Regions from separate parts of the Homo sapiens genome. Here region 1 is linked to region 2. A link is a contact called in ENCODE Hi-C or POLR2A ChIA-PET data. All regions are on one chromosome and are shown on one strand. Each heading gives the region's core, a stretch centred on a gene start or an enhancer-like site at or near the end of the contact. The rest is flanking DNA. Distances are from core to core; before and after follow the strand shown. Region 1 has its middle 20 kb from the start of MIR4675. Region 2 overlaps PLXDC2 (plexin domain containing 2).

Evidence for each region. Hi-C counts contacts between places; a loop is a spot of excess contacts on that map. ChIA-PET counts read pairs that join two places held with the same protein, here RNA polymerase II (POLR2A). Pooled maps may share reads with other maps.
Region 1: a map of MCF 10A shows a loop between it and region 2 (32-fold over the local background). The contact joins two enhancer-like sites. A Hi-C loop is called at or near these places in 1 of 168 maps with a recorded cell type or tissue (MCF 10A) and 1 of 50 pooled maps. POLR2A ChIA-PET finds 5 or more read pairs at or near these places in 1 of 52 experiments (MCF 10A).

Annotation. Positions count from the first base shown.
Region 1 is chr10:20,530,195-20,532,894 of GRCh38, forward strand. No RefSeq gene overlaps it. Among named protein-coding and RNA genes, the nearest start is that of MIR4675, 20 kb to the right of the region's middle. Within about 2 kb of position 1,422, at least 2 of the 41 ENCODE cell types and tissues checked have a DNase peak (open chromatin) inside an H3K27ac peak, as active enhancers do.
Region 2 is chr10:19,818,265-19,820,964 of GRCh38, forward strand. All of the region lies in intron 1 of PLXDC2 (plexin domain containing 2), which reads left to right. Among named protein-coding and RNA genes, the nearest start is that of PLXDC2, 3.2 kb to the left of the region's middle. Within about 2 kb of position 1,332, at least 3 of the 41 ENCODE cell types and tissues checked have a DNase peak (open chromatin) inside an H3K27ac peak, as active enhancers do.

The DNA of each region.
Region 1 (2,700 bases), core at 172-2,671, 710 kb after region 2:
TTGTGGCCTTCTCTGTATTTCCTGAATCTGAATGTTGGCCTTCCTTGCTAGATTGGGGAAGTTCTCCTGGATAATATCCTGCAGAGTGTTTTCCAACTTGGTTCCATTCTCCCCGTCACTTTCAGGTACACCAATCAGACGTAGATTTGGTCTTTTTACATAGTCTCATATTTCTTGGAGGCTTTGTTCATTTCTTTTTATTCTTTTTTCTCTAAACTTCCCTTCTCACTTCATTTCATTCATTTCCTCTTCCATCACTGATTCCCTTTCTTCCAGTTGATCGCATCAGCTCCTAAGGCTTCTGCATTCTTCATGCAGTTCTCCAGCCCTGGCTTTCAGCTCCATCAGCTCCTTTAAGCACTTCTCTGTATTGGTTATTCTAGTTATACATTCGTCTACATTTTTTTCAAAGTTTTTAACTTCTTTGCCTTTGGTTTGAATTTCCTCCAGTAGCTTGGAGTAGTTTGATCATCTGAAGCCTTCTTCTCTCAACTCGTCATAGTCATTCTCCATCCAGCTTTGTTCCATTGCTGGTGAGGAACTGCATTCCTTTGGAGGAGGAGAGGCGCTCTGCTTTTTAGAGTTTCCAGTTTTTCTGCTCTGTTTTTTTTCCCATCTTTGTGGTTTTATCTACTTTTGGTCTTTGATGATGGTGATGTACAGATGGGTTTTTGGTGTGGATGTCCTTTCTGTTTGTTAGTTTTCCTTCTAACAGACAGGACCCTCAGCTGCAGGTCTGTTGGAGTTTGCTAGAGGTCCACTCCAGACGCTGTTTTCCTGGGTACCAGCAGCGGTGGCTGCAGAACAGTGCATTTTCGTGAACCACGAATGCTGCTCTCTGATCGTTCCTCTGGAAGTTTTGTCTCAGAGGAGTACCCGGCCGTGTGAGGTGTCTGTCTGCCGCTACTGGGGGGTGCCTCCCAGTTAGGCTGCCTGGGGTCAGGGGTCAGGGACCCACTTGAGGAGGCAGTCTGCCTGTTCTCAGATCTCCAGCTGCATGCTGGGAGAACCACTGCTCTCTTCAAAGCTGTCAGAGAGGGACATTTAAGTGTGCAGAGGTTACTACTGTCTTTTTGTTTGTCTGTGCCCTGCCCCCAGAGGTGGAGCCTACAGAGGCAGGCAGGCCTCCTTGAGCTGTGTTGGGCACCACCCAGTTCCAGCTTCTAGACTGCTTTGTTTACCTAAGCAAGCCTGGGCAATGGCGGGTGCCCCTCCCCCAGCCTGGCTGCCGCCTTGTGGTTTGATCTCAGACTGCTGTGCTAGGAATCAGCGAGACTCCTTGGGCGTAGGACCCTACGAGCCAGGTGCAGGACATAATCTCCTGGTGGGCCGTTTTTTAAGCCTGTCGGAAAAGCACAGTATTAAGGTGGGCGTGACCCGATTTTCCAGGTGCTGTCTGCCACCCCTTTGTTTGACTAGGAAAGGGAACTCCCTGATCCCTTGCGCTTCCTGAGTGAGGCAATGCCTCACCCTGCTTCGGCTCGCGCATGGTGTGCTGCACCCACTGACCTGCGCCCACTGTCTGGCACTCCCTAGTGAGATGAACCCGGTACCTCAGATGGAAATGCAGAAATCACCCGTCTTCTGCATTGCTCACGCTGGGAGCTGTAGACCGGAGCTGTTCCTATTCGGCCATCTTGGCTCACTTCTCCTGTAATCTAGATTCTTAAGGCGTGCTTCAGATCCACCAATACAAAATATTCCAATTTGGAGGTCAAGAGATATTAATATAGTTGAGAAGAACTTCACTCCTTTCTGATGCCACACAAATAGTAGTGGCCAGGGTTTTTCCATTAACACTCCTTGTTATGAACTGAATGTTTGTGTCTCCGCACAATGTATAGGTTAACATCTAATCCCTACTGGGACAATGTTAGGAGGCAGAGTCTTTATTTTTATATTTATTTATTTATTTATTTTTAAGACAGAGTCTTGCTGTGTCAGCCAGGCTGGAGTGCAGTGGCACAATCTTGGCTTATTGCAACCTCCACCTTCCAGGTTCAAGTGATTCTCATGTCTCAGCCTCCCAAGTAGCTGGGACTACAGATATGCACCAAGACACCTGGCTAATTTTCGTATTTTTAATAGAGGTAGGGTTTCACCATGTTGGCCATGCTGGTCTTGAACTCCTGGCCTCAACTCATCTGCTCACCTCAGCTTCCCAAAGTGCTGAGATTACTGGCCTTAGCCACTGTTCCCAGTGGAGGCAGAGTCTTTAGAAAGTGATTAGGTCATGAGAGTGGAACCCCCATGAATAGGATTAGTGCCTGATATGGTTTGGCTGTGTCCCCACCGAAATCTCATCTTGAATTCTCCCAGTGGGAGTTAATTGAGGTAATTCTCCCAGGAGGCAAGTCTTTCCTGTGCTGTTCTTGTAATAGTGAATAAGTCTTACAAGATCTGATGGTTTTAGAAAGAGAAATTCCCCTGCACAACCTGTCTTTGTCTGCTGCCATCCATGTAAGAGGTGACTTGCTCCTCCTTGCCTTACCCTCTAATTGTGAGGCTTCCCCAGCCACGTGGAACTGTTTAAGTCCATTAACCCTTTTTCCTGTATAAATTCCCCAGTCTCAGGTATGTCATTATCAGCAACATGAAAACAGACTAATACAATACCATTATAAAAGGAAACCCACAGAGCTCTCTCTCCTCCATTTAGGGACACAAGAAGAAGTTGGGCAGTCAGCACCAGAAAGAGGG
Region 2 (2,700 bases), core at 82-2,581:
TGTGTGTGTAATTTAAATGATTGCCCGGAAAGTATGCATGCGTCCTCAACAGTCAACTAGAGAGTCACAGATGGAAGGTTGGGGGACACCTGGGGATTCCAGGCAAGGTGAATCTTGAAGATCTTGAAGGAAACCCTTGAGTGAAATTTACCAAGCCGCGACTTAGAAGACAGTCACAACACTTCGCCTGTCCCTGGTGTAAACTGTTCTAGATAAAGCACAGATACTGACTCTGCGCTCTTATTTATGGTTGAAGGGGTGTGTGTGTTGGGGTGTATGTGCAGGGAGGCAATAGGATGACAACACTTTTAAAGCTGAGAACAAAATGCAGATTTCTTGGGTGTTGACTTGTCTTTGTCACATTTAATTGTTCTGCATTAATGGACATAGGTTGTTCTTGACTGTGTATGATTTATGACAGTAGACTATGCCTTTTGTTTATTTCTCTGATACGTTTCATTGGTCCGAAAAAATAACACTTTTAGCCTTCCAGGAAAGGACACAGTTATTTAAAAATTGCAACAGTAATTTTCATGTACTTATTCACGGTATGAATAGATGCTTAATAAAAACAATTAACTCCACCACAAACGAGGTTAAAAGGATGTGTGTGCCAATGTGCATCCCAAGTTGTTTATTTAAAAACTTCTTTGGCACTAGGAATAAATAATGCATTTGCAGTAAAGGAAAAAAAAATAAATGCCAGCAAATGTTTATCTTTTTATAAACCTGTTCCAGTAACGTTACTGAAAAAAGAATATATGTATACACACACACACACACACACACACACACACACAATACACACACATTTGCTATGCCAAGAAGTTCAGAAATTGAGGATGAAATTCATCCCAAAGTAAGATTGGCCATATAATTAAAAGCCCTTGCTGTGGGAAATATAAAATACTTAAAATGTTCAACATCAGTGTACTGGTATTTTAAGCTAGTTGAATATTTCTGATGGGAAATATACTCTAGAAACCCATATATTGATAGGATTGATTTTTAAAAGAATGGTTTTAAATTCCTTGCCAAATTTTCGAAGACTTTTATAAACAGAAGTAGCTTCTTTCCTGGACATCATTTACATGTAGTTTTATGAAAAAAATATTGTAATTAAATGGTTAGCTTACTGAATATATAAAAAAAGCAAGGTGAAACAGAAAAAAGTATACAACTTTATTTGTAAAATAGTCTATATAAAAATTCAGTATGGGGGGAAAAGTCCAGCAGTCTTGACGTTTGTCATGCAACAATCAGGATCTTTATTACAGACATGTTGGCACAGGAACAACATCTGATTTCATAACAGGGACATTTTATTATGCGTTACTTTAGTAAATGCTGCAGTTGATTTCATTGCCACCAGAGGGCAGATAAACTGCTAATTTCCTCTATTATTCCCTTTTCTGTTTTAGAGGGAAGTAGTTTATGTTTATCATATAATTTACACTTATTTTAGTTGTTCTTCTCTGGTTGAATATTTTTCTGTTATTTCCTGCTTTTGTTGGAGTTAAACAATTTACTTTGAAATATTACTCATTTGTAGAGTTTGTTATGAGAGTGTTGCTGTTGAGACATAATCACTAAAGTTTCTGTTTACATATAAACCTAGAGCACAGTGATATAATAGAGGGGTTAATTCAAGTGAACATTTATTGTAAAATGGACATCTGTCATATTGTTGGACAAAAGACAGGTTGATTATTTTATCAATCAATGACTTGAGGCTACCTGCAAAATTTTAAAAATATGAAATATGAGTTTCTTTTTCCTTTAGAGAACAGATACAAGTTTTGGAGCTTGAGGTTGGGTAAGTTTGGACTGAGACATAATTGTAGTGTAGAACATTTATATCAAAGGTAATTTTTGTTGTTGTTGTTCATGGATGTCTGCCTAGAGGTTTGGAATTATTATAATCAGGAGAATTTGCACATTTCAGTGTGATCTTCAGAAATAAACTCTTGTCAGGGAGAATGTATTTGAATAAAACTTAATAATGAAAGATAATAATTTTGCTCCAGACAGGTTTCTTCACTGTAAGCATCAGATACTCACAGAGTATGTAGAAAATATGTGTCCGGCCGGGCGCGGTGGCTCACGCCTGTAATCCCAGCACTTTGGGAGGCCGAGGCGGGTGGATCATGAGGTCAGGAGATCGAGACCATCCTGGCTAACAAGGTGAGACCCCGTCTCTACTAAAAATACAAAAAAAAATTAGCCGGGCGCGGTGGCGGGCGCCTGTAGTCCCAGCTACTCGGGAGGCTGAGGCAGGAGAATGGCGGGAACCCGGGAAGCGGAGCTTGCAGTGAGCCGAGATTGCGCCACTGCAGTCCGCAGTCCGGCCTGGGCGACAGAGCGAGACTCCGTCTCAAAAAAAAAAAAAAAGAAAAGAAAATATGTGTCCTTATCAATTAGTTTTGTCATTTTTTCCTAAAAGCTATCTCCTATTGCAGAAACATTATGTTTTTAAAGAGGAATGAGTTGATCAACAGCCTTGATCATGGGATCTAAAGTCTTCAGCTGCAGGCTGGGCACGGCAGCTCATGCCTGTAATCCCAGCACTTTGGGAGGCCGAGGTGGGCGGATCACCTGAGGTGAGGAGTTCCAGACCAGCCTGGCCAGCATGGTGAAACCCCGCCTCTACTAAAAATACAAAAATTAGCCGTGTGTGGTGGTAGACCCCTATAATCCTGG